Linked DNA regions of Homo sapiens: region 2 is linked to region 1. Evidence: chromatin loops called from intact Hi-C (ENCODE). Cell type or tissue: psoas muscle. All regions are shown on one strand. Links, peaks and the distances in the headings refer to the core of each region. The heading gives the core; the rest is flanking DNA. Region 1 holds the start of HIGD1B (HIG1 hypoxia inducible domain family member 1B). Region 2 has its middle 12 kb from the start of FZD2.

The links. A loop is a pair of places that touch in the nucleus more often than their neighbours do. Peaks named below come from ENCODE experiments on the same cell type or tissue, not always from the same donor. Only the 100,000 strongest peaks of a DNase experiment are listed, where the experiment ranks them.
Region 2: a loop joins it to region 1, with 2.5 times the contacts of the local background. A loop is called at or near these places in 10 of 110 quality-filtered maps.

What each region holds. Positions count from the first base shown.
Region 1 is chr17:44,845,732-44,854,379 of GRCh38, reverse strand. It overlaps HIGD1B (HIG1 hypoxia inducible domain family member 1B), which reads right to left and starts at 6,497. Exons shown (of 3, transcript NM_016438.4): 1 at 6,128-6,497; 2 at 4,992-5,126; 3 at 3,904-4,048. The coding sequence starts at 6,227. The coding sequence ends at 3,984. EFTUD2 (elongation factor Tu GTP binding domain containing 2) reads left to right here. Exons shown (of 28, transcript NM_004247.4): 23 at 24-111; 24 at 745-863; 25 at 990-1,084; 26 at 1,818-1,971; 27 at 2,563-2,670; 28 at 3,011-4,432. The coding sequence ends at 3,106. In psoas muscle, for the core only: no CTCF peak of the experiment used is centred there; a DNase peak (open chromatin) is centred at 3,592; H3K4me3 peaks cover 1,198 bases; H3K27ac peaks cover 437 bases.
Region 2 is chr17:44,541,369-44,550,032 of GRCh38, reverse strand. No RefSeq gene overlaps it. Among named protein-coding and RNA genes, the nearest start is that of FZD2, 12 kb to the left of the region's middle. RefSeq lists an enhancer at 1,423-1,970. In psoas muscle, for the core only: no CTCF peak of the experiment used is centred there; no DNase peak of the experiment used is centred there; H3K27me3 peaks cover 2,393 bases.

The sequences.
Region 1 (8,648 bases), core at 1-8,000:
GGAGGCCTCATGTTTCTCTATAGGTGGACAAGGCTCTTCTTGGTTCAGTGAAGGACAGCATCGTTCAAGGTTTCCAGTGGGGAACCAGGGAGGGCCCCCTCTGTGATGAATGTAAGTCCACCAGCACTCCCCCACCCCAGTCCTCGAGGGTCCTTGCAGCCAGGCATATGAGTGGGATGGGCTCACCATCTTTAGGATTCGGCAGGAGAAGCAGCTTGGGGTACACAGGACCATCCCAAGTCCTGGGCCAGCTTCTTCCCTTTTCCTTCCTTATCCTGGTGGTGTAGCCTGGAAATGGAAATTTAAGTCATTTCTAAACTGTCATTTGCTCCTCATTTCTGAGAAGGGTTTGGCGTTGGACGTATTTGAGAAGAGATATCAAGAGGATGATGAGATTGGAATGGTTTATAGACCCTGATTGGGCTTCATGGACCAAATGTACAATTCTGGAATTTATTCTACATCCACAAAAATGTAAATATGTGCAGAAGAAGGAAATAAACTTCTAGGAAAGCTCTAAGTCTGAGCATGGCCTGAAGCAAACACTAAGAACATATGCTTAACTTCTGACCTCTGCCATGGGCCTTGCTTATTCAGTTAGAACGCCCACCTCCCATTTGATTTCTGTACCATGTCTTTCATGACTGCAAGACAGCTGCAGTGTTGCAGGAGACTGCTACTCTGCCATGGCCCCATGACAGGCCCAGAACCTCTCCCCAGTCACTCCCTCCACCTCCTTTACAGTGATTCGGAATGTCAAGTTTAAGATCCTGGATGCGGTGGTTGCCCAGGAGCCCCTGCACCGGGGCGGGGGCCAGATCATCCCCACAGCCAGGAGAGTCGTCTACTCTGCCTTCCTCATGGTAAGAGAATGGGGCGGTAGGGGACCATCTGCTTCACTGGACAGGGGACTAAGTGAAGGAGCAAGTGGGACTATAGGCCCCCAGCCTTCCCCAAGCTGAGGGGCCTTTCTTCTTGCTCTGCTGCAGGCTACTCCTCGTCTGATGGAGCCTTACTACTTTGTAGAGGTCCAGGCCCCTGCAGATTGCGTCTCTGCAGTTTATACCGTCCTGGCCAGGCGCAGGTGAGCGGCCCCAGGCGTATTAGGGAGAGTGCTGAGAGCAAGAGCAGAACAAGAGTCACCTCGGCTCCTACAGGGAAGAGAGGTTGGCCTTCTCTACCCTCCTCTCTCTGGAAACCCCGAGAGCTGATTTTCCAGAAAGAAGTAGGAGCGGAGGGAGGCAAGCCCCCGCTTTTCTGCAGATTAAAATTTGACATTTCTCCATCCTGGCTAACACAGTGAAACCCCGTCTCTACTAAAAATACAAAAAATTAGCTGGGCGTGGTGGCGGGTGCCTGTAGTCCCAGCTACTTGGGAGGCTGAGTCAGGAGAATGGCGTGAACCCAGGAGGCGGAGCTTGCAGTGAGCCGAGATGGCGCCACTGCATTCCAGCCTGGGCGACAGAGCAAGGCTCTGTCTCAAAAAAAAAAAATTGACATTTCTTTTGGGATCCCCTCCTCACAGAGCTGTTGGAGGCAGTGCTGAGGCAAGTCAGTGATGGGAATGTCTTTGGGCCCTTGTCCCTTCACCATCCCACTCCTGTCCTCTGCCCAGAGGTTGCTGCCACTTTGACTTCCACAGGGAATTATACTGAGAGCCCTGAGCCTTTTCTGCTTTTTGTAGAACATTCTTGGTTACTCTTTCTTTGATGGTAACTCTGGGCTGGAATGCATTTGGGGGACAGCAAATGCTGGATTGCTTCTTGGCTTTTGGCCTATGTTTGACTAGAGGCTCAGCCTTTGTTTTTCTGTCTCAGGGGGCACGTGACTCAGGATGCACCCATCCCAGGCTCCCCTCTGTACACCATCAAAGCTTTTATCCCGGCCATCGACTCTTTTGGCTTTGAGACTGATCTCCGGACTCACACCCAGGGACAAGCCTTTTCTCTGTCTGTCTTCCACCACTGGCAGGTGAGAAAGCAATGCAGGCTGGCGGACTTGGCTTCCCACCTCTGCAAGCCTCATCCCCTTCTGTCCTGATCCCTCTCCAAGCCCTAAGTGAGGTGTACAGCATCCTGGAGAAGAGTCCTCCTCTGGGGAGCATATATTCAGGGCAACTTGAATCTGTGTCTCTCAGTTTAAAAAAAAAAAAAGAAATAATAGGGCCGGCTATGGTGGTTCACACCTGTAATCCCAGCACTTTGGGAGGCTGAGGCGGGCAGGTCACCTGAGGTCAGGAGTTCGAGACCAGCTTGACCAACATGCAGAAACCCCATCTGTACTAAAAATATAAAATTAGCTAGGCGTGGTGGTGCATGCCTGTAATCCCAGCTACTTGGGAGGCTGAGGTAGGAGAATCGCTTGAACCCGGGAGGCGGAGGTTGCATTGAGCCGAGATCATGCCATTGTACTCCAGCCTGGGAGACAAGAGCGAAACTCCATCTCAAAAAAATAATAATAAGTAATAAATTTAGGAATAAAATAAATAAGAAGAGTCCTGCTTCTGGGCCTGAATCTTCTGGGAATTCTGCCTGGGCCATCTGAAATTCCTTTGCCTTTTAGATTGTGCCTGGTGATCCCCTGGACAAGAGCATTGTCATCCGCCCCTTGGAGCCACAGCCAGCTCCTCACCTGGCCCGGGAATTCATGATCAAAACCCGCCGTAGGAAGGTATGTCTCCCTTGGGCCTGTTGCCATCCCTCAACCCCCCAGGACTCTCAGAAGCAGGATCTCTCTCTCTTTCTTTTGGCCCCTTTTCCTAAGGGACACTTTTCCAATGTAGAGATATGATCTGTATACTCCTTAGGCAACCAAACCTGGGCCCCAGTCTCGTTGGGAAAGGAGAGCCTTATCCTCCCATGTGATAGTACCCTAAAGGCAGGGCTCCTGAAACACCACCACCTACATTCCAGCCACCACTAGCCTCCCCACTGAACACAGGTCTTGGATAGTCTCCTTGCTTAGTCTGCGACCACCTCGGGCTTTCTTATATTTGCCCCATTCCCTGCAGGGCCTCAGTGAAGATGTGAGCATCAGCAAATTCTTCGATGATCCTATGTTGCTGGAACTTGCCAAACAGGATGTTGTGCTCAATTACCCCATGTGAGTGCGTGGACTCCTGGGAGCTCCTGCTCCCTACAGTGGGCTGCAACTCCTGTACTTGAAGCTGAGACCTCATATGACGTGGCCTTCGTGTTGTCAGAGAGTGTCTGGAAGCTGCTGTTGCCATCTTGAACAACTCACCAACCTCCAACCCAGAGCCCCAGTGAGAGAGGAGCATTTGGCCTCCTGCTTCCTTCTGTGGCCTCTGCCGGGCTCCATTCCCAAGGAAAAGAGAGGAGCTTGGGCTCACAGAAAGAGAAGGGGATGAAACCCCAAGGGGCCCTATCTTTGGGATTTACATGGAATTTTATTTTCTACAAGTTTGACCTTAGCCATGGTTTGCAAGTGAACAGAACATTCTGACCTCTGTCTTGCTCTGCTCCTTTCATCCTCGTCTCCCCTGCCCCGTCTGGTGCTTACATTCTGAATATATGTCATCTCCCAAGAGGCTTCACTGCCTCTGCTTCCAGCTGCAGCCTCCTTCCTGCCTGGGTCCCCAGGGAAGCCGCCTGCCTTTTAATTCAGTGTTCCCATGAGCGCCAAGGCCCCATTATTGCCCCCTTGCTCCCACTCCATGCTGCTTCTGGGTGGAACCTAAGATGGCTTGGGAGTTGTTGGGTTCCTGCGATCAGAAGTCTACCCCACCACCTCCTCAGGAAACTGCTGCCTCCCCTAAGAATCTTCCTTGCCCTGGAGTAGGGGGCCAGAGCACTTTGATTTCCAGCCATTTACTCCAAGTCCTCTCCCCAGCTACCACCAGTCCCTTACTCTGTTCTCCCCCAGTGAAAAAGAGTCTGTTGATTTTCCTCAAAACTGCTTTATTAGGAATGTACCAGGGATTGAGTTAGGGGAGTTGGACAGCCCCGGCTCCTATAGGAGTCCTACTTCTCTCCAGCATCCTGTGCCATCCTCTTGACGTAATCGCTGTACATTGTGTACACAGCACCTGTGTGAGAGAAAAGAAATAATGCCCCTTGGCATCAAACCCTTCACCCGTCCTCTGGCTCTCAGGCGTCCTAGGGGTTCACCTCTAGCTGCTCCCTTGAGAGTCCAGCTTCCCGCTCATCTTTCTGCCCCAGGTCCCAACAGCTGCTTCAAGCATCTGACCACACAACCTGGGGAAACCACTTATCTGACAGTTCACGAAACACTTTCACATGTATTGTGTATCTGAGAAACCTCACAGCAGCCTGCAAGGTAGGCAGGCCAGGGGTGGTTATTGTCATGTTACACATCAGGAAACTGAGGCTCAGTGAGAAAGATTTGTCCACTGTCACACAGTTAGCAAGTGGCTGTCTGCTTTTTAATCTCAAGAGGAAGAGAAATTCAACATCTGTTCTGTTGCATGATTTTTCTCACCCCTAGGGCAAACTGTCATGAGACACTGTCCCCACAGGCCTGGGACAGGAGCCTAAACAGGGAAGATGGCTCAGTATAGGGGCTTCACCAAGCATGTGATGTGGAGCCCAGAACAGGAGAACTTAATTCACAGTCCTTTTTTTTTTTTTTTTTTTTTTTTGAGACAGAGTCTCACTCTGTCACCCGGGCTGGAGTGCAGTGGCGGATCTCAGCCCACTGTAGCCTCCGCCTCCCAGGTTCAAGCAATTCTCCTGCCGAAGCCTCCAGAGTAGCTGGGACTAAAGGCACCTGCCGCCACGCCCAGCTAATTTTTGTATTTTTAGTAGATATGGGGTTTCACCATGTTGGCCAGGATGGTCTCTCTCTCCAGACCTCATGATCTGCCCGCCTTGGCCTCCCAAAGTGTTGAGATTACAGGCGTGAACCACCGCGCCCAGCCAAGCACAGTCCTTTTAATTGTTGGGACTTAAAGACCTACAAACTGCATAATCGGTTTTGCCCTCATTCTGCGACCCCACAAAGCTACTCACCTAGCATGATTGCACCCACTGCACAGGCCTGCGCTGCCACTCGGGTGTGAATCAGGTGTATGGACATCTTGGTGGAACCACGAGACCTCAGCCGGTAAATCCTGTATGCTGCTACCACCAAGCAGCCTCCTAAGCCTGTGGGCAGAGAACACAGCCCCTGGGCCACAGCCACAATGCACAGCACTCCCCTGATGAGAGATACCTTACCAGGCAGGCTGGGCATCTGGATAAACAGCTGGTTTTATGCAGCATCTGGTGGCGGGGGGTGGGCGTTGCGGGGGACCTAGGGGGATCATTAGAATATTGAGTTGTTGCCGGGGCATGGTGGCTCACGCCTGTAATCCCAGCACTTTTGGGAGACTGAGGCAGGTGGATCACCTGAAGTTGGGAGTTTGAGACCAGCCTGACCAAAATGGAGAAACCCAGTCTCTACTAAAAGTACAAAATTAGCCGGGCGTGGTGGTGCATGCCTATAATCCCAACTACTCAGGAGGCTGATGCAGGAGAACCACTTGAACCCAGGAGGCAGGGGTTGTGGTGAACCGAGACTGTGCCATTGCACTCCAGCCTGGGCAACGAGTGAAACTCCATCTCAAAAATATATATATATATATTGAGTTGTTGCCCTTCAATGGCATTTTCAAAGTGGCTGCCTCCCTCCCGTGACACCCCTCCCCCATATACAAATAGCTGATCACCACCAGTGATGCCCCTCCCCCAGATACAAATAGCTGATCACCACGACACAGCCCCTCCCCACCAATTTGCTCCGCCCTGGGCCCTTGAGCCACACTGCTGGCTCCCACCTCCTGGTACAGCTGTTTTCCTACTCTACCAGGGCCATAAGGAAGGAAGCCCTGGGGGACCCCAAGGTGTTCTTCTGACCCTTCCCACTTTGGTGTTGGTGCTCCAGGTTCCTCATATCCCATGTACTCAGTTGGCTGCCACCTCCACCCATCCAGACGTCCTGATTTCATTGTAAGGGTTTGCCCCTTGGCACCTTTGCTGTTGTTTCCCTTGTTCCGTGAGTAGGACCACTTGAGTTTTCTGACCTCTGCTTCATTCTCTTTGGAGGGTACCAGGAGACATGACAGAGAAGGCCTCCTACTCGGCACCCCATTCCTTTCTTCACTTACCTATAGGCACCAGTGGAGATTCCCGAGTCTTCCTCAGGAGCTTCTCAGACACACAGTCTTCGTCGTCAGGTGGTACCCACCAGCGTCTGTTAGCAGACATAATCCTGGACCTGGATGTAAGCAGCTGAGACTCCTATGCTGCAGCCCCGTCCTAGAGAGAGGCACTCCACAATCAGAACTCTGATTCCTCAGTCTGGAGAGGAAAGGAAGGTTACCTGCTAAGACCCTCTCTCACCATGCCCCAACACAGCCTCTACTTGAAAAGATGTCCCTCCCAGGTATCCCATCTCAGGTGGCTGGGCCATTAGTGCCATTTCTCCGTCTCCATTTCCTACCATCTGCCTCTTCCCCAGCTCATTCTGTCTTCACTGCTTTCTCAGCTTCCCCTTCCCCCATCTGCATCCCTATGGGTGTGATCCTTGGGCCAAGAAAAACAGCTGGAAAAGTCCACAGATGGTGGTGGGAGAAACAGTCCTTGAGTGCTGGGGCCCCCGCTGGCCTTTGGTCTGTGATGGTTTCTCCTGTGGGAGCTACAGAGCAGGATCTGGCCCCAGGGAGCCAGAAATGTCCTAGACCAGATAGTGTAACAGCATTAGTTACCAAATTGCCAGAGATTATAATGATTGGACATTGATTTGCATGTAATTTAGCATATATTTTGCACATGAGTACTAAGGAACACATTCTGGTTCCTGAGCTGCTCCTGTTTTTCCAGGTCCATCTCTTTCCAGGCAGGTTCTTCACAATTACCAACTGGCTACCTTCATCCCTGGGCTGGAAACAAGGGTTCTGCCAATGGGATGCCTTCTTTTTGAGACGGAGTCTCGCTCTGTCGCCCAGGCCGGACTGCGGACTGCAGTGGCGCAATCTCGGCTCACTGCAAGCTCCGCTTCCCGGGTTCACGCCATTCTCCTGCCTCAGCCTCCCGAGTAGCTGGGACTACAGGCGCCCGCCACCGCGCCCGGCTAATTTTTTGTATTTTTAGTAGAGACGGGGTTTCACCTTGTTAGCCAGGATGGTCTCGATCTCCTGACCTCATGATCCACCTGCCTCGGCCTCCCAAAGTGCTGGGATTACAGGCGTGAGCCACCGCGCCCGGCCCTTTTTTGTTTTTTTGAGACGGAGTTTCGCTCTGTAGCCCAGGCTGGAGTGCAGTGGTGCCATCTCGGCTCACTGCAACCTCCGCCTCCCAGGTCCTGGTTGAAGCAATTCTGCCTCAGCCTCCCAAGTAGCTGGGATTACAGGTGTGTACCATGCCCAGCTAATTTTTTGTATTTTTTTAGTAGAGACGGGGTCTTACCCTGATAGCCAGGCTGGTCTTGAACTCCTGACCTCTTGATCCGCCCACCTCGGCTTCCCAAAGTGCAGGGATTACAGGTATGAGCCACCGTGCCCTGTCCAATGGGATACCTTCTAAGCCTAACCATACGGCAAACTCTCTTTTCTTTTTCTTCTTTTTTTTTTTTTTTAGGCAGGGTCTCACTTTGTCACTCAGGCTGGAGTGCAGTGTCAATCCCTGCAAGCTTGACCCTCCAGACTCAAGCAGTCCTTCCACCTCAGCCTCTCAAGTAGCTGGGACTACAGGTGCATGCTACCACGCTCAGCTAATTTTTGTATTTTTTGTAGAGACAGTTTTGCCATGTCGCCCAGCCAATCTTGAACTCCTGGTCTCAGGCGATCTGCCCACCTCAGCCTCCCAAAGTTCTGGGATTACAGGCATGAACCACTGTGCCTGCCCTTGAGTCAGCTTCTATCCTAGTTAGCCCTCCTCTCCTGGAGGAGCAAGGACTGGTGGCCCCCCAGGTCGTTGGCATGCTGGTGCTTACCCTAAGAGATGGCTAGAACGAGGAGAACGGGCGGCCAGGCCAGGGCTCAGCGTCTGCTGTTTTGAACCGACCAAAAGCTGAGATGGAGCTGCCACTATGGGGTCAGGGAAGCAGTGACTTGGGCTTTATGAAAACTTTGAAGTCAGGGATGGAGAGGGGAGGGGAAAGGACAGGGGATCGGTCTTAACCCCCAGTCTGCTGAGTCCCAAGCCAAAGCTCCAGGCACTGGAAAGTAAGGAAAGACCAAATGGAGGGGAGCCCCTAACTAGATTCAGTCTTTTAATTCCCATGGAATTAAGTGGCTGGATCAGAGACAGGCTTGATGAGGAGAACGGAGATGGAGATACAGGAACAAGGATGAGTAGAAAGCCTGGGTCCCCCAAGTTACACTCCCTCGGATACTCTTATGAACAATGTGGGATGTAAATAAAATACCCTAGTTGTGAGAGACAGACTCTCTAGGCTGTCTTTTGGTTTGGGATTTTTTTTTTTTTCCGAGATGGAGTCTTGCTCTGTCACCTAGGCTGGAGTGCAGTGGCACGATCTCGGCTCACTGTAACCTCCGCTCCCAGGTTCAAGTGATTCTCCTGCCTCAGCCTCCCGAGTAGCTGGGATTACAGGCATGTGCCACCATACCCAGCTAATTTTTTTATTTTTAGTAGAGGCGGGGTTTCACCATGTTGGCCGGGCTGGTC
Region 2 (8,664 bases), core at 217-8,216, 300 kb after region 1:
CTAGGGCTCCCACTCCCCGCAAAATATCCTCCTGTCTCTGGCCTTTCACCTTCCCCCGTCACAGTTTAGGTAATCACACATGTCCAGGTCTCCTTGCACGTTTTCCTCTAGAGCCCTTGCTTTCCAGAGAAGCTGTCCCCTCTGTCCTTGAGGGCTAATCTAAGGGACAATGCCTGGTATGGTGACTCCCGAGGGAATTCCCCCTGCTCCAATGAGCCTGCCAGAGGACAGGTCCCCTCTTTGTTTCCTCAATTCTGGGTCAGTGTTCTTTCCTTTTCAAAGCACTGAGGTCCCTCCACCCTAAAGAGGGAAGGGCTATGTGTATCTGTTTAGGAGACAGAGATCAAGGAGGAGGACTTAATTTCAGATACTTTAGGAGCCTCAATGGTTTTATTCTCTAAGCAAAAATGTTCTGCTCTAAACGGGGTGGGTCCTAGATACTTTGTGGAAAACAGGTCTGAGCATTCAGAGAATCAGTCTCCTTGGCTCCCCTCTCCCCTGACCCACACAATATGCCTCTGCTTTAGGTGAATTCACCTTTCCTCCTCTCTCCCTGAACCTGTCCATCAAGACCTTGAATCCACCTTCAGGTGAGGTATCAAATTCCTTCTCCCTGCACTCCATCCTCCATTTAGATCTCAGGGAAATGACCCTTAGAAATGGGCCACAGACCGGGCACAGTAGTAATCCCAGCACTTTGGAAAGATGAGGCTGGTGAATCACTGGAGCCTAGGAGTTGGAGACCAGCCTAGGCAACATGACAAAACTGTCTCTACTAAAAATTTAAAAATCTTAAAAATAAAAATAGCCTGGTGTGGTGGTGCATGCCTATGGTCCCAGCTACTCAGGAGGCTGAAGTGGAAGGATCACCTGAGTGGAGGCTGCAGTGAGCTGTGATCCTGCCACTGCACTCTGGCCTGGGCAACGGGAGTGAGACACTATCTCAAAAAGAAAGAAAAAAAGAGAAGGAGAGAGAAATAAAAGTAAGAGAGACAGAGAGAGAGGAGAAAGAGAAAGAGGGAGAAAGAGAAAGGAAGGAAGGGAGGGAAGGAAGGAAGGAAGGAAGGAAGGAAGGAAGGAAGGAAGGAAGAAGGAAATAAAGAAATGGGCCACCAAATAATCAGGAGACCTAGGACTCCTGGAATTCCAATTCCTGACAACTTGTAGGTTCCTTCAGTGCACCCTGCCCCACCCCTGCCAAGTTCCAAGGCTGCCCCTGGCTTTGGGGCAGAGGAGGAAGGAGACTTAGCAGAGCATAGCTGTTACCCCTTTATCTCTCCAATGTCTTTCTTCAAGGTCTCTGGCAGGCAAAATGGGCCATAAAAGGATTAAACAGATGTAACAGATGATCTATTAATTAAGGGCCTTCATTGGCCCAAGCCTGGGCTGAGCAAGACCAAGGTGTGGGCTGCTCAGAGCCAAATGGGGAAACAGGATCTAGAAAGCCAGTGCTAGGTTTGGCTAGTGAGGTTCTTGGGTGACTCTGCCTTCTAGAACAGGAAATAAATGTCCCTAGGAATGAACGGTTTCGATATTTTGTCTTCCAGAACCTTCTAGAACCTAATGCCAAGGGGAGAGGAATAGGGAAGCCTGAATCATAGCTCTGTAGCTATGGAGGGGTCCTTGGGGTGATGGGTGTGGGGGTGCTCCCTTGGGAGGGAGGAAAAGGTAGGTTGGCTTCCCAGCTGGAGCTCCCCTCCTGCTCCAGCAGAGCCCCACTCTTCCACCCTGGCTGCCCCCCTCCCATCTTCTCACTCTGCTCTTTCTTTTCCCCCTTCCTCATTTTCTACTCCTCCTTCTCCCTCTTGCTTCTCCCAGAATGTCTCTCCTTTCTCTCTAGGCTGGGCCACCTCACCCCCTCCCCTTCCCCTTTCCTGTAACTGAAGCTGTTGTTGGGAGTTGGAGGAGCTGGGCTGGTTTGAAAGGAGGCCCTGCTGCTTTTCAGGGAGGAATTGAAACTGTGGAGCTGGGGGTGAGGGGAGGCAGCAGAGGGGGAGGGGGGTGACTTGAGAAATCAAAGCGGCTGCAACTCCATCTGGGAAACCAACTTTGATTTACTAGCAAGGACCTGGCTCTCCCACTACCCCCACCCTTGCCCACTCCCCCTCCTTCCCTGGACTTTGCTTTGTGGTGATAACTGGGGGAAGGGGGGACGGACCCCCTTCCAACATGGAAGCCTGCTCTTAACCTGGGAGGACCAGCCTAGAGGAAGAAGGCCTGGGGGACTCTGCTCAGTCAGGCTGCAGATGCGGCTGAAGGGGGCCCAGCATCTCAGGAACTGGGTAGGAGAATGGATACCCCTGGGAAGGAGGAAAGCCTATTGGCCAGGCAGCCTGGCCCAGGCAGACTCAGCCCTGCTCTGGCTTGGGGCGACCCCCTCCCTGAGATGTGGGGCTGGGATGGGGGCACAGAGGAAGAAGGCCAGGGCTTTTTCATTTATCTATGGCCTTCCCCTCAGAACTGGGGGGCTTAGGGTCCAAGGCTGCCTGGTAAGAGCCAAGAAAAGAAAATGACTGAGAAGGAAAAAGGAACATCTATTGTAATAGACTATTTTGTGTTGAAATTCAATGTGAGCTATGGAGGACATTGGGTTCTGGTAGGGACTTGAGGCCATTTTGGGTGGAAGTGCTACCTTTCTCCTCCCTTCCTCTCTTGTACCCTCTGTTTTACTTTTCTTCTCCTCTGTCCAATTCTTAAACCCCTCAAGGTTGAAGGGGCTCTCTAACCAAACCCCTGCAATAGAAATAGGATCCCGAAGGTCCTAAACCCCCGGGGCCAGGGTAGAAATTCAGAACAAAATGAGTCATAACTTCAGGAAATGCTTATTCATGTTGTCAGCTGACTCCATCCAGTCCTCCTTGGTGGGGTGGTGAGTTTAAATCCCTGGACTCCTGGGTTCTAGGCAGACCCCCCCCTTCTCCTGAGCCTCCATCACAGCAGCATTTTTCAGGGTTCAGCATCCAACTTTCAGGACTAGCTCTTAGGAGAGAAAGGGACTAATTCAGCACAAATCTAGCCTTTTCTGCTCACTGCTAACCTTTCACTGCTCAAATCTAACCTTTCACTGCTCACTGTAGTGTCTGGGACTGCCCCATCAGAGCTCCTGCCCAGGGATAAAGTTTCTGAAAGCTGAGTCCACATGCATCAGTCCACATGCTGAGTCCATTATGGCAGGAGGGGAAATGGGAACTGGGGTTTGCCTGTTAGGAATATAGATTCCTGGGCCCTGCCCACTTATCCAAATATACCATCCCCAAGTGATTCGTACGTTCACTCTAAAGCTATCTGCTTTCCAAACCTCCAGACCATTCAATTAGCTTTCAGAGCCCTAGTTACTTTTTTTTTTTTTTTCTCTTCCAGATGAGGTCTTGTTCGGTCACCCAGGCTGAAGTATAGTGGCACGATCACAGCTCGCTGCAGCCTCAAACTCCTGGGCTCAAGAGATCCTCCCACCATTCCCACCACCTTCCTATACTGCAGAGGTTGGAAGCCAAAAACCTCACCTCTCAGCCTCCCTTGCAGCTAGAGCTCTGGATGCAAAATACGCTTATTTGAGATTTGGAAGGTGGAAGGGAAATGAGGTCATGTTCTTGCTGCAGTGGCAATTTCTAGTGATCCCTAGGTGCAGTTACCTTGGCTTAATTACAATGGAAGCCTTTTTTTTTTTTTTTTTTTTTTTTGATAGAGTTTCACTCTGTCCCCCAGGCTGGAATACAATGGTGTGAACTTGGCTCACTGCAACTTCCCACTCGCGGGCTCAAGCGATTCTCAGGCCTCAGCTTCCTGAGTAGCTGGGATTACAGGTGTGCACCATCACACCCAGCTAATTTTTGTTTGTTTAGTAGAGACAGGGTTTTGCCACGTTGGCCAGGCTGGTCTCAAACTCCTGACCTCAAGTGATCTGCCTGCTTTGGCCTCCCAAAGTGCTGGGATTACAGGCATGAGCCACTGCAACCGGTCCCAATGGTAGCCTCTTGATCCCCCTACCTGCTAGTGGCAGAGGTAGCAGCTTCTACTGGAGGGTCATTTCTGTGGCTTCGTGACAAAGTCTACTCCTCCAGGCCATCCAAGTTTCACAAACACCTAGTTTCCTGCTTGTTTTAGTCTGCTTGGGCTCCATAACAAAATACTACAGATTGGATAGCTTAAATGACAGAAATTTATTTTCTCATAGTTCTGGAAGCTGAAAGTCTGAGATCGGGATGCCAGCATGGTTGGATTCTGGCGAAGGCTTCCTTCCTGGCTTGTAGATGGCCACCTTCTCAGTGTTCATGTGGCCTATCATTGGTGTGTGTAGGTGGGGAGAGAGAGGTTTCTCTCTGTTCCCCTTATAAGGCCACCAATCCTATCAGATTAGGGGTGGGGACCCTCCAACCTCGTTTAACATTAATTACCTCCTAAAACCCCTATCTCCAAATACAATCACATTGAGGGTTAGGGCTTTAACATATTAATTTTGTGGGGCCATAATTTAATTTCGTCTATATGTATTGCATCTTTTTTTTTTTTTTTGAGACGGAGTCTTACTCTGTCACCCAGGCTGGAATGTGCAGTGATGCGATCTCGGCTCACTGCAGCCTCGACCTCCCAGGATCAAGCAATCCTCCCATCTTGGCCTCCTGAGTAGCTAGGAGCACAGACACATGCCTGGCTAATTTTTTCTATTTTGGGTAGAGATGGGGTTTCACCATGTTGCCCAGGCTGGTCTGGAACTCCTGAGCTCAAGCAATCTGCCTGCCTCGGCCTCCCAGACTGTTGGGATTACAGGCATGAGTCACTGCACCTGGCCTGAATCTCTTTTTTTGATAAAATACCTAGAGCCATTCCACCACTGTAAATCCTTGAAGTCCCCTTCTCTGTGGTGCTTCCCTGATACCACCCCTGTCCTTTCCCTGAGTTGATGTTTATCTTATGGCATTTAGCATGTGGCATGTGTTACCTACATATGTCTAACTACAGCCTCCCCACAGCCCAACAAGATAATCTCTTGAGGGCAGAGGCTGTGTCTTAGTTTTTGTGCATACCTTAGTGCCTTGCATATCATAGGCACCCAAGAAAAAATTGTTAAATGAATCAATGCTCTCTGTAAATAGGGCAAGGTCTGAAGAACTCCCTGAGCTGGGTAATCTAGAGACACAAGCATCCTGCCCTGGACAGCGAGCCCAATTCCCTTTCCATACATTCTGCCCTGCCTCTGAAACCCACACTTAGGGAGGGGAGAAGCTCAGCTCTGAGGATGAAAAATGAGCAAGGTTTCTAGGACGCAGATTTCTAGTCTCCAGTTTTGACAAGTATCTAGTTTCTCAAAGCCACATTTAATTACAAATATGCCCTGTCTCTACAAAAAAAAAAAAATTAGCTGAGCATGGTAATGTACACCCATAATCCCAGCTACTGGGAAGGCTGAGGCAGGAGGACCTCTTGAGCCCAGGAGGTCGAAGCTGCAGCGAGCTGTGATTGCAGCACTGCACTCCAGCCTGGGTGCCAGAGCAAGATCCTGTCTCAAAACAAAACAAACAAAAACAAATCTATTCTGATCTCCAATCTGAGAAGGGGTGAAGTGACAAATAAATCTGACATCATCGTGAGAACCCATGAAGTGGACGTAGGACACCTGAATGCTCGTGTCCTGGTCTTGGTGCTTAATACTTTTCTGACCTTCAGTGAATCTTTTCTCTGAGTATCAGTTTCTCCATCTGAAGAATGGGCACAATAAGTCTGTCCTGTTCCCTGTGAAGTGAGGACTGAAAGAGAAACTGGATTTGTAGGGACAGTTGCTTTGGGAAAGGAAGCTCAGATGGTACATGCTGCTTTGTAACCCAGAAGCAGAATATTAGCCAGAGGTCAGCCTGGGAGCCTGGACACAGGCACCTAGGGCAGACCTAGTCACGAGGCAGCATGCTAGGCAGACCACTGTCCTGGACTTGGACTCAATGGATTCAGCTCTGCTTCCTCACTGCATTCCCTGAGATAGGTCACTCTCCCTTTCTGAAGCTCTGACTCTTCATCGATAAGATAGGGACACTAATCTTCTCTTGAAGGGTGGGGAAGATAAGATGAAGTGGTAAGTGACTTCACATAGTGGATGCTCAATATAAGCCTTTAGTGTTGGTTTTTCCTGCTCTCAGGCAGAGGCAGCTGGAGAAGGAAGTTTGCTGGGGAGTTGGGGCAGGTGTCAGACTTCTAAGACCCTGGGGGTTGGTTGCTTTCTCCCGTGACTGGATCACTGATTAATCCTTGAGGAATCTCGAGGCCTAAGGGTTGGTAGTCTAGAGGGACAAATATGTGAATACTGGTTAAAGAAAGAAAAAATCTACAAGGGACTTCAGTTTTGGGGATAGACTGATATAGCCTCTTTGAAGCTGGGGCTGACCCAGTCACTCTGCAAGCATCTGGTTGTGCATACCTTAGTGCCCCTCCTCCAAACTCTTCCAAACATCTCTAAGGGTCCCAAAAGGGTAGAAATGGACTCATTCAGAAGTGAAGAAAGAGATCAGGGCCGCAGCTCTCCATAGCTCCTGTCAGGCCCCTTGGGAGGAGCCTGAATGCTGGGGCAGCTTGTGGGGGGGACTCCAATGATGGAACCAGGAGAGGCAGTTCCTACCTTGTGGATGGGGGTCACTAGGAAGGGAAGAAAAACACTTCCCTCCTCTCCCCGGGAAGCTTTCCTTCCCTGCAGCTGGTGCCCCAAGGATCCCCGCCCCCCATCCCAGGCCCTTCCCTTAGAGAGAGCCTGCTGAGCCTGGAATGAGAAGAATCTGAACTACAAACAGACCTCCCAGAGGCACCCCCAACTCTTCTCTAACCACTTCTAGCCAGCAAAAGGCTGGCTTCCTGGAGTGGAGGCAGGACTGGGGTTTGGGCCTTGGAGAAGGGGCCTAGGTAGGGGCGGTGGGGGGATATTTTTTCCTGGAGAGAGAGGGGAGGGAAAGGTTGAGGTCAAGATAAGGACCAGGTCATACAAGAACCATTTTCCAGGCAGGGCACGGTGGCTCAGCACTTTGGGAGGCCAAGGTGAGCAGATCACTTGAGGCTAGGAGTTTGAGACCAGCCTGGCCAACATGGTGAAACCCCGTCTCTACTGAAAATACAAAATTAGCCAGGTGTGGTGACAGGTGCCTGTAGTTCCAGCTGTTTGGGAGGCTGAGGCACAAGAATCACTTGAACCCAGGAGGCAGAAGTTGCAGTGAGCCGAGATCATGCCACTGCACTCCAGCCTGGGCGACAGAGCGAGACTCCATCTAAAAAAAAAAAGAACCATTTTCCAAACCAAAAATCATCAGAACCAGCGAGAGTATACTTGCAGGGGCTATGAAATTGGGGGTGTGAAATTAAGCCTGCCCCAGAATGATCCAAGCTATGAGGTCTGTGCCCCAAGAGTGACAAGCAATTGCCCAAATCCAAATACAACCTAGGAAGACAGAAAGAAACTGTTGGCGCCCCTGCCCCCACCCCCACCCCCTTGGCCTCTCTCTCTTCCTGTCTGAAACATTCAGTTGAGGTGGCCTCCAGGGCACACGCTCTCCCAGCCCTGTCTGGGCTGCATAACTGAGTCTAAGAAACCTGTGAATGGGCTTTGGGGAGTTGAGGGCAGGGGTTGGAAGCAGAGGGAAGATGGAGACACCAGCCAAAAGGACAGATGGCACAGAGCCAGAGGAGCCCCTCATGCCTGCCACACTTCCCCAGACCCTGGCCTTCTGCCCACTGTCCCCCTAGCATCCCTCCTCTCACCTGGACCCAGTCTGGGGCTTTGATGTGAGTCAGCCAGGGCTGTCAGTGCCCAGGGATGCCAGGCAGTGTACCAGTGGGGGAACCCTGGGGAGGGGACCAGGGAGGAGAGGCTGCTGGAGCTGGAAGCCGCCTTAGGCACGATGACCTCTTTGCAGGGGCCTCTCTCTCCAGCTTGTATAACACAGCTCCTGCCAAGGGTGGTATAGAAAGGCACAGAGCCCACAGCGGGCTGGGGAAGGCGGCTGAAAAGGCAGCTTAAGGGCTTCCTGCTGGGTGAGATGGATTAGGGGCCTGTGAGGAGGGAGCCGGGCAGTGAGAAAGGCACCGGCCCAGCGCCAGAGCCCCTTGGCCAAGACCCTCTGGGAGCAGGAGGCCCTAGGTGTCTGGCAGGAGGCAGTCAGATCAGCATCCTCCACTTGGCCGAGGGGCTGGGAGGATGGGGATCCAGCCGGAGCGACACACAGGGATGGGGAGCTAGACCCCGGGGCCCCCAAAATAGAGGGGGGAAGGAACGGAGGAGACATTTCTCGATGAAGAAGTGGACTTCTAGCAGGAAAAGGGAGGAGGGAAAGAACTGACTTGCCCAGCGATTCTATCCGTGTCATCCCGCTGCCTCTCAGAGTGAAGGTGTCATCCCAGAGGTTTTCTGCTGGGAGGGGAGGGGACAACCCTTCCTATCCTCCAGCCAGCCCTCTGCTTCTCAAGGACCCCAGTGTGGAGCTGAGAGAAGGGGACCCACATGGTCCTAAAGTTTCCACACAAGCACTGATTTAGGAGAAGAGTGCAGGTGGCCACTAAGACAAGCTGTGCTATTGAGAAACCCTGGGTGATACCTTGGACGGTGACAGTCTCCGGCTGGTTTTGCTCTGGCCTTGGGCTCCATTTGTCTAGTCTGTGAGATGGGATCCCTGAGGCCACACCATGGAGTGGGAT